2 separate regions of the Homo sapiens genome follow, and region 1 is linked to region 2. A link is an interaction called in ENCODE POLR2A ChIA-PET data of the cell type or tissue named here. Cell type or tissue: PC-9. All regions are shown on one strand. Each heading gives the region's core, and the rest is flanking DNA. Links, peaks and the distances in the headings are about the cores only. Region 1 has its middle 12 kb from the start of PLEKHG3. Region 2 has its middle 76 kb from the start of PPP1R36.

The links. ChIA-PET counts read pairs that join two places held together with the same protein. Peaks named below come from ENCODE experiments on the same cell type or tissue, not always from the same donor. Only the 100,000 strongest peaks of a DNase experiment are listed, where the experiment ranks them.
Region 1: POLR2A ChIA-PET joins it to region 2 with 5 read pairs; 3 of 35 experiments call an interaction of 5 or more read pairs at or near these places.

What each region holds. Positions count from the first base shown.
Region 1 is chr14:64,689,931-64,695,158 of GRCh38, forward strand. No RefSeq gene overlaps it. Among named protein-coding and RNA genes, the nearest start is that of PLEKHG3, 12 kb to the right of the region's middle. In PC-9, for the core only: no CTCF peak of the experiment used is centred there; no DNase peak of the experiment used is centred there.
Region 2 is chr14:64,622,943-64,628,430 of GRCh38, forward strand. No RefSeq gene overlaps it. Among named protein-coding and RNA genes, the nearest start is that of PPP1R36, 76 kb to the left of the region's middle. In PC-9, for the core only: no CTCF peak of the experiment used is centred there; a DNase peak (open chromatin) is centred at 2,629.

The DNA.
Region 1 (5,228 bases), core at 1-5,000, 67 kb after region 2:
CATGCCTGTAATGCCAACACTTTGGAGGCTGAGGTGGGTGGATTGCTTTGAGGCCAGGAGTTTGAGACCAGCCTGGGTAATATAGTGAGACCTTGTGTCTACAAAAAAAATTTTTTTTAATTAGCTGATTGTGGTGGTATGTACCTGTAGTCCCAGCTACTTGAGAGGCTGAGGTGGGAGGATCGCTTGAGCCCAGCAGGTAGAGGTTGCAATGAGCAGAGATATCACCACTCTACTCTAGCCTGGGTGATACAGTGAGACCCTATCTCAAAAATAAAATAAAATTAAATTAAATTAAATTAAATTAAATTTTAAAAACACCCTCATCTGCCCCGGTGCGGTGGCTCACGCCTGTAGTCCCAGCACTTTGGGAGGCCGAGGCGGGTGGATTACGAGGTCAGGAGATCGAGACCATCCTGGCTAACATGGTGAAACCCCATCTCTACTAAAAATACAAAAAAAAAATGAGCTGGGCGTGGTGGCGGGCGCCTGTAGTCCCAGCTACTCGGGAGGCTGAGGCAGGAGAATGGCGTGAACCCGGGAGGTGGAGCTTGCAGTGAGCCGAGATTGCGCCACTGCACTCCAGCCTGGGCAACAGAGCGAGACTCCATCTCAAAAACAAACAAAACAAAACAAAACACCCTCATCTTTCTTAGGCAGGAGTCGTAGATATCTGAAGTTGACAGATAAAAATTTAGTAGCAAATTACTTGGTGTTAGGGTAATGATGATCTAAAAGTAGAAAAATCATTTGTCCAGAGACAAATGATTGTCTCTGGAGAGGAGGCCCAGAGTAGGGCGGAGAATTATGGCTTTTTTCTATTCTTATTATATCATGTTTAAATGATGGGCAGGTTATATATTCATAAAACTTGCAGGCTGGGCGCGGTGGCTCACACCTGTAATCCCAGCACTTTAGGAAGTTGAAGTGGGCGGATCACAAGGTCAGGAGTTCGAGACCATCCTGGCCAACATGGTGTAACCCCGTCTCTACTAAACATACAAAAAATTAGCTGGGCATGGTGGCAGGTGCCTGTAATCCCAGATACTTGGGAGGCTGAGGCAGGAGAATTGCTTGAACCCAGGAGACGGAGGTTGCAGGGAGCCAAGATTGTGCCACTGCACTCCAGCCTGGGCGACAGAGTGAGACTCCGTCTCAAAAAACAAACAAACAAACAAACAAAAAAAAGTGCAAGAAGTACTTTTCCAATTTTCCACATTTTTCATAATGGGCATGTATGATAAGAGAATATATGAAAAGCTTGATGATTTTTTTTTTTGAGAGGGTCTCACTCTGTCATCCAGGCTGGAGTGCGGTGGTACCATGAAGGCTCACTGCAACCTCTGCCTCTCCGGCTCAAGCCATTCTCTCACCTCAGTCTCCCGAGTAGCTGGGACTATGGGTGAGCACCATCATGCCCAGCCAATTTTTGTGTTCTTTGTACAGACAGGGTTTCACCGTGTTGCCCAGGCTGGATTTTTTATTTAAAAAAACTTAAATTGTGATAAAACATAAAACTTACCATCTTATCAGTTTTTAAGTCTCTAGTTCAGTAGTGTTAACCATATGCACATTGTTATGTAATAGATTTCTGGAATTTTTTCATCTGGTAAAACTGAAACTCTGTATCCACCAAAGACTAACTCCCTGTTTCCCCTTCCCCTCAGCCTCTGGAAACCACCATTCTACTTTCTGTTTCTATGAGTTTGACTACTTTAGATACCTTATGTAGATGGAATACTGCAATATTTGTCTTTTGTGACTGGCTTATTTCATGTAGCATATTATCCTCAAATGTCATCCGTGTTGTAGCATTGACAGGATTTTTCTTCCTGAATAATGTTTCAGGAATATTCTTCTCAAATAATATTGCTGAATAATATTTCATTGTATACATATATCATATTTTCTTTTAATTTTTAAATTAAATTTTTTTTTTGAGACAGAGTCTTGTTCTGTCGCCCAGGCTGGAGTGCAGTGGCATGATCTCAGCTCACTGCAACCTCCACATCCCAGGTTCAAGTGATTCTCCTGCCTCAGCCTCCTTAGTAGCTGGGACTACAGGTGTGCGCCACCACACCCAACTAATTTTGTATTTTTAGTAGAGACGAGGTTTTACCGTGTTGGCCAGGCTGGTCTCAAATTCCTGACCTTGTGATCTGCCCACCTCGGCCTCCCAAAGTGCTAGGATTACAGGCATGAGCCACTGCGCCTGGCCCATATTTTCTTTATCCATCCAACCATCCATGGACATTTGAGTTTTTCCCCCTTATTGGCTATCGTGAATAATGCTGCAATGAATATGGCTGTGAAAGCTTAATTTATTTTTTTAAAAAGGACACCTCCAAATAGATGTGGAAGCTATGGTCAGAGAAAGCTCAGAACTTGTGTAAGTCCCTCCTGTGCCAGTGCAAGCCCGGGCATGAGCTCAGGTCCTGCCTTCACCCTCCTCACAGCTGGGAGTTGGTCAAGGTCCTACCTCTTGGGATGGTTCACCCTGTAAGCTAGAGGAAGAGTGAGACAGGGAAGGTGCACAGAAAGGAGCCAAGTTGACATCAGCCTGGCACATGGTCCTCTTTGTCATCCATCAGCCTCTGCAGTATTTCCCACAGTCGGGTTCTCCCAGCCCTGTCCCCACCAGCCCAGTGCCCTGGTCTGGCTTCTGGTGGCTGTGAGCAGCTGGGATCTGAGTTTAATGGAAGTAACCATCTTATTTTCTTATAAATTCACTGTTTCTTTTAGTCTTTTCAGGACTAGTTTAGGTCTCTCTTGGGTTAGCAGAACCCATCCATCTAGTCACTGGCTGTCCTGATAGAGCAGGTCCCTTTCTAGGCTGGAGGCTGTGGGTGGGGCCCAGCATCACTCCTACTATCTAGCTTGGATGGTTTCCCACTGTGTTAGGTGGCAGCTTGTTCCTGGACAGGAAATTATTTAAGTTCAGCTTTTCCTCTGCTGATCTGGGAGGCACTCAGTTAACACACACATAACTGAAATCCTGGAGGGACTGGACTATTGATGGACATGGACGTGTGACTTTGGGTCCTCAGGCACAGCGTGAGATACTTTCCATAGAAGAGGAAGAGTATGGGATGTGGGGTCTCCAAAATCATGGGGGAGATTTCCTGTGGGGCTATTGGAAGGTGTGGAAGGTATTTCCTTCCTCACTGGACCATGGTTTTGGGGCCACCTGGTAGCCTCAGATGACCTTTTTTGAAGTCCTTTTCCGAGGCAGTGACTCTCAGAATTCTGAACACTTGCCAGAGTTCAGGCAGCTGGTGTCTGTGTCTAGGAAGAAGGTTGACACTATGGTCTCCCCTGTTTCCCATTCTACACCATCTGCTTTTCCTGGCTTGATCACCGATTGGGATGTTCTGTTCTAATTTATCCTGTCTTTTTCTCTTCCAAGCCCTGGAGGTAGGTAAAGGAAGGATGTTCACTGAGGCTTAGTGTGTAACATACAGTCACTAGCTGCATTTGGCTATTGAAATTTTAAACCAGTTTCAGTTAAATAGAATAAAAAATTCAGTTCCTCAGTTGCACCCAGTTGCCACAGTGCTCAATAGTCACATGTGGCAATGGGCATTGCAGATGTAGAACATTTCACCATCGTGGAAAATTCTGTAGGACATTGCTGCCCTGAGCCTCTGCTCCCTTTTCTCCTCTATTATTCTGACCTGGAGAATTGGAAGCTGCTACTCCATTAGGCTGTGGGGCCCGGAACTCACTGCCTATTGAGAATTCAAAAGCAGAGAATGAGCAGGGTGGAAATGCCTTCAATATCCACTTAATATTCAGTCCAGGGCAGCGTTAGGCTCTGAAGTCTTCTGAGTGTGACATCTATAGTTTAAAAGCTGCCCCCCAAGCCCTTTGAGTTCTGGCCTGCAGCAGGGATTTCTGTTCTGCTTACCTGCTCATCACCAAATCCATTTAAGGCACCTTCTCGGCTGTGAGCATGTGCCAGCCTAACCTGGTCTTCTGATCTCGGTTCCTTTCCTAAAACACCACATGACCTTGGATGTTTATGCTGGTGCCACCCCTGCTGCAGTGCCTTGTGGTAGGCAGCTGTCTGTACACAGGCTCTCCTGGGAATTCTTTTTACTCTGTGAAAAGATTCTGGCCACTGGGGTTGGCAGGAAGCAGGGACCTGTGTCTTTCTGGGGAGTTTGTAACAGGGATGAGGTTTTCCAGAACAAGATATCATAGCCTTGCTTTCTTCCCCAGACCAGCCAGAGGTTGTCCTTTTAGTCTTTTGGGTCCACTCCCATGGCACCATTTATTTCCTATGTGACAGCCAACTTCAGGCCTCCCCAGGGAACCCATTTCACCTGCTTTGTCTAGGATATCAAGAAGGAGCTAAGAAGAGAGGCCAGAGAGAAACTTCCTCTCTTTCTACTGGGTTGCTAAGCTCAGAGACTATGAGTGTAGGGTTGCCAGAAGCCATCCTCCTTGCCTTACCAGGAGAGCCAGCCTGTGAAGTAGATCTCAGTAGAGTAGCAAAAGGGAGAGAAAAGGGAGCCCTGAAATATTATCAGGGCTCCTAGAACGAACTGTGTTGTAATACTTTGCAAATGAATAGACCTCTATGCCTAGACTTTGCAGTTATGAGACCATCAATGCCCTTTCTGTTTAAGTTAGTTTGAGTTGAGTCTCTGTCATTTGCTGCGAAAGTATTAGGGTCACCAGGCCAGAAAATTTTTGGGGAGGATGCCTCTGTTTGAAGACCAAGTTCAGGTTGTGGCCAGACTGAAATTACAAGTGACCCAGAGGCCAATCTTATTCACGGGTTTGCCTTCCTGAAACTCTTCTGCTCTGGATATTTCCTTCTCTTCAGCTCCCCAAATCCTCCCCATCAGTCAAGACCCTGGTTAGACTCCTCCCCGTCCAAAGCCTTCTCTGACCATCTCTGCCTGCACTGAACTCTCTACCTTTTGCCTTCTATTACCAATTATGATTATCAAGGAATTGTGAACTGTCTTATAGGATGTCTGCTTTCATTGTGTAGCATGGCACTTTAATAATTTTACTGTTTACAGTTTGCTACCTTCTCCCACCAGGTCAATGTCAGAGACAGGGTCTGATGCTTTTGTGTTCCTGGCAGGAGCCAGCATAATGTCTGGCATATAACAGACCTCATTGAATGTTTGGGGATTAGAAAATTAGTGGAAACATGATTTTAAGGTAGAAAACAGCTGGGATCTCATCATGTGAGAGCTATTGCAATGTGTATA
Region 2 (5,488 bases), core at 257-5,256:
TTTTCAGAGGGACACTCCCAAAGCTGGCACCCCCGATGGCCATCACCCTCCTTGAACTCCAACATGGTGAGAGCCACAGCTTCTTCTTTGGTACCTCCCACTCCCATAGCTCCTGTATATGAAGGTAGCCAATGACTAATTTTGCTGAATTAGGTCATTTTTTTTTAAGTTGACTTTGTGGGACAAAGGGAAATGAGCCATTTCTCTTGACAGAGGGTGCTGATGCCAAAGCCATGGCTGAGGGCAGGAACCATGATCCAAACTTCTCCCAGAGGTTAGCAATTCCTGAATGTTCTCGTGCAGTCCTTGGGAAAGATCGAGAAGTCAGCCAAACCCGTTCTTTGTCCGAAATACGCAGTTGCTTCTTCACTCACTTCCCGCCCTTGGTCTTCTTCCTCCAAATCATTTTCACCCAGACTAGTTCCACCACCAGAGCATGTCCCCGGCTCGGCCAACCGATCACAGAGAACGAGCCATTCTGGTTGAAACCTGGCTCGTCTTGCTCAAATGATCTTCTCAGTGGCTTGCTTTGTATCTTCAAGCCACACTCTCTGGCTTTATTCTAACTTCCCTGCACTGAAAAGAAAGCTGAGGAAATTTGGCATTGCCGTTCCCTGTAGACCTGCCACGCACCACAGGAAGTGGATGTGGCACTGAGAAACCAGGCTGGCCCTGCCCACAACACATAATTATTGGTTTTACTATTTGGATGGTTTAATCCAGTGCCAGGTCTCTTGTTCTTGAAGGCGCAAGGACATAATCCCCTGTCCTTTCTTCCAAAGCAAACCCAGGGAGCCTTTATTCTCTAGGCTGATTTCCTTTGACGAGGTTTTCCTGGCTTTCTTCACTCACCTCGGGCACTAATTATGGCCCACACCCGCTTCCATCTGTTGTGGTTTCTGAGCTAGGAATGGAAGTGTAGTTGGATGTTTTATCATCACTTTGGAACATGGGCCTAAAAAAGCACAACCTTCCCTGTAATTTCCACCCCTCTAGGCTTCTGTTCAGCCTTGGTTTTTGCTGAAACAGCACATTAAGCAAAGAATAGACAAGATATGGGTCATTTTCAGAAGTGCCACCCACCTCCCTATCTTATTAGAAAAGCCAATCAAATGACGGAGCCAGTTTCCATCTTTAATCATCCATCCATCAACAAGGAAGCAGATATTTACCCCATACCTGCCAAGATGCCAAGAGGCCGTGGGAGATTCACAAAGGTAGAGGTCTGCCCTCTGCCCCAAGTAGTTCACCACCTAGACTGTGCAGTCAGAACATAGTCTCAGCATAGACCCATGAAGCTGATCAAGAACAGATCAATACTCAACCCAGGAGAAGACGCACAGCAATATGGAGTTACATTTGTTGCATATGCGGTGGACAGCTTTACAAACTCAGAGCAGTTTGAGGTCACTGTGGCCTGGAGGGCTCATGGAAGGAGAATCAGAAGAGCTCTTTGAACTGAGTCTTAAAAATCAAGGAAGAGAGGCCGGTCGCAGTGGCTCACGCCTGTAATCCCAGCACTTTGGGAGGCTGAGGAGGGAGGATCATGAGGTCAGGAGATTGAGACCATGCTGGCTAACATGGTGAAACCCCGTCTCTACTAAAAATACAAAAAAAATTAGCCGGGTGTGGTGGTGGGTGCCTGTAGTCCCAGCTACTCAGGAGGCTGAGGCAGGAGAATGGCATGAACTCGGGAGGCGGAGCTTGCAGTGAGCCCAGATTGTGCCACTGCACTCCAGCCTGGGCAACAGAGTGAGACTCCATCTCAAAAAAAAAGAAAGAAAAAAATCAAGCAAGAGGCTGAGCGTGGTGGTTCACGCCTGGAATCCCAGCACTTTGGGAGGCCAAGGCAGGAGGATAACTTGTAATGAGGAGTTTGAGACCAGCCTGGGCAACATAGTGAGACCTTGTCTCTACAAAAAATTTTTAAAAAATGAGCCAGGCATGGTGGCATGCACCTGTCGTCCTGGCTACTTGGGAGGCTGAGGTGGGAGGATCACTTGAGCCCAGGAGTTCAAGGTTGCAGTGAGCTATGATCACGCCACTGCACTCCAGCCTGGGGGACAGAACTTATCTCTGGGAAAAAAAATTAAGGAAGAGTTATTCAAGAAAGGAAGGAAAACAATCAAGCTATTCTACACTGTGTGAAAGTGAGGGTGAGCTGAGCCCTTCCAGGGGCTGACGCTGTGGCCCCTTCCTTTACTTTGAAATGCTTCCTTTCTGCTTCAACTGGTTTAACCAAATAACAGAACCCTGTTAGGCTGCAGGCCTACCCCTAAATCAAATGACGATTTGAACTCCTGAAGGTGAAGGAGCCCCTAAATCCCAGCTCCCCCACGCTGGCCCCAAGTGACCCAATACATGCATATATAGTCTCAGAAATAAGAATAGCTCATTTCAGAAGCTGGGGTCAGGTGTGGGGTTGGACAGAGGGTGAGCCAAAGGCTAGCCGGGGTGGAAGGTGAGGGGCAGGAAGATACCCCAGAAAGAGCTGCCGAAGAATGGTGAAGATTTGTGCAGAGACTCTTATAGGCTTGAGGAGGTCAGACAACAGGCTGCTCTGTTTGTCTTGTAGGTAGGGGCAGAAAGGCAAATAGAAGGAAAGAATCCAGAGCTGATCTGCCCCACCCTCTGAGTTCCATATTGAGCCTTTGTAATCCAATAGTAAGATTCTCCCTGAGGCAACAGACTCTTATGTCTCCCCGCTTTCACAGCTACAGGGATTTCATACTTTAAACTCTGCACATGGAGGGAAAATAACAGGAAGGACATGCGCGGTGAGCTCTGTGACCTTGGGTCTCTTGTCGGTCTCAGTGCCTCTGCGCTGTTTCCTTGCACTTGACCTGGGTGTCCTGGCTGCTGCCAACTCCGGAGCCAGCTCTTGCCTCGGCTCACCAGCTTCTCCCCGCACCCCCTGGCTGCACTTTCTCTTTTTGATCTCTATGCTAACAACAGCCCAGGCAAGTCAGGAGTACCACGGGGCCTGCCCAGGCCCTTCTTCTGGATCTGGAGCAGGAGGGAGGAAGAGGCAGGAGCCCAGCATGTGTGAGGGGTGAAGCCAGAGGAGAACACTGGGAGTGCCCCCCGACTTGCTCCGTGAGGGCCTCTGCCGGGTCTGAAGGGCTGCTCAGGAAAACATGCACCTGAGCCAGTGGCCCTGGGGCTCTCAGCCTGCCTGGGAGCTGGGAGCCGGGAGCCACTGTAGTTTGGTTTTTGTGTGGGAGTTGCCTTTTATTTTTACCTGTGTATTTATTCATCTGGATTGTATGATAACTCTAAGAGGACAGGTCTAGTCTTCACCACTGATACAGTTTGGCTGTGTCCCTACCCAAATCTCATCTTGAATTGTAGCTCCCATAATCCCCACATGTTGTGAGAGGGACCTGGTGGGAGGTAATTGAATCATGGGGACGGTTACCCCCATGCTGCTGTTCCTGTGATAGTGAGTGAGTTCTCATGAGATCTGATGGTTTTTAAGGGCTTTTTTCCCCCCTTTTGCTTGGCACTTCTTGCTACCACCATGTGAAGAAGGACATGTTTGCTTCCCTTTCTGCCATGACTGTTAAGTTTCTGGAGGCCTCCCGAGCCCTGCTGAACTACGAGTCAATTAAACCTCTTTTCTTTATAAATTACCCAGTCTTGGGTATGTCTTTATTAGCAGCATGAGAATGGACTAATACAAACACTATCAGCAAGAAGTGTCATAATGGCACTGCCAAGGGGAGGTGCCCAGTGAGGCTTTCTTCAAATGAAAAGACAATATAAGCTTCAAGAGGGTGAGGTGGAGGGGTTTGCTGTTTTATTTATTGCTGTAACCTCTAGTCTGGGGGTGGGGATCCACTGTGCTATGTTAGAAGCATGATAAGGGAAAGAGAATCACCATCTTTACTGTTCCCATAGGTGTAAAAACCACTTACAGTTCCTTTGTCAGGAGTATTGGAGACCTATGTGCTTGTCACATAGTAGGTACTAAGTAAATATATACTTTTTATTGAATTAAGTAAGCATTTACCCTGATATAGGCTAGAAGCCTTTTTAAAAGGTTATGACCTGGAGAAAGTCATGGCAAAATTTTTGCAGAGCCCAAATTCCAGATCACTCCATCCATTTAACATTTACTGAGTGCCTACTATATGCTGGGCACAATAATAGATGTTTGGGATACAAAAATGAATCAGATATGAACCTGTCTTCAAGAGGGCCACAGGAGGTTTTTTAACTAAGGGGAAAAAAAGCATTGCAGGAGTTGGGCAGAATCAGAGAGGTTGTTTAGAGAAGTGGATAAAAGCATGGGTCCTGGCCTCAGGCAGATGAAGTTTTAAATATTTATCTAAGCCTAAATTTTCTTATCTGTAATGAAGGATAATCATCATTTCTGTTTATTGTAAAGGTTGTTGTGAGAATTAAATGAGCTAATGCATGAGGCTCACTTTGCACACGGCATGGCTTGCACTAAACACAGTAAACACAAAGGGTCCTGATATGGTTTGGCTCTGTTTCTCCACCCAAATCTCATCTTGAATTGTAATCCTCACATGTCGAGGGAGGGACCTGTAATCCCCATGTGTCAAGGGAGGATGATGATTGGATCTTGGGGGTGGTTCCCCCATGCTGTTCTTGTGAGTTCTCACGAGTTCTGATGGTTTTATAAGTGATTGGAAGTTCCTCCTTCACTCTTCTCTGTCCTACCACCTTGTGAAGAAGGTACCTGCTTCCCCTTCCACCATGATTGTAAGTTTCCTGAGGCCTCCCCAGCCATGTGGAACTGTGAGTCAATTAAACCTTTTTCCTTTATAAATTACCCAGTCTCGGCTGGGCAAGGTGGCTCACACCTATAATCCCAGCACTTTGGGAGGCCAAGGTGGGTGGATCACCTGAGGTCAGGAGCAACATGGTGAAACCCTGTCTCTACTAAAAATACAAAAATTAGCCAGGTGTGGTGGCTCATGCCTGTAATCCCAGCTAATTGGGAGGCTGAGGCAGGAGAATAGCTTGAACCCAGGAGGTGGAGGTTGCAGTGAGCCAAGATTGCACCATCGCACTCCAGCCTGGGCAACAAGAGCAAAACTCCATCTCAACAAACAAACAAACAAACAAAAATTACTCAGTCTTGGGCAGTTCTTTAGAGCAGTATGAGAACAGATTAATACAAGTCCCATAGAAAGAGCAGTGTGTTTCACATGGGGAGGCAGTGGTCACAAAAGACTCCTCAGTGGGGGACTCAAGCGAAGTCTCCAAGGATGAGTGGAGGTTCAAGTAGGCAGAGAGGAGGGTGTGTTAGATGGGACGATGTCGAGGAGAACGATACACAGTTCTTCTAGGTCCAGCAGATGAAGGAGCCCCAGGAAGCCACTGGGGGAGGGCTCAGTGCAGAAGCTGCCATGACTACTCCCTACCCAACACACAGCCTTTGGCAGTTTCCGCTCCCCTCCATGGGATCTCTGTAGTGTCACCTATGCATTTAGAGCACCCTGAACCACCACACTGA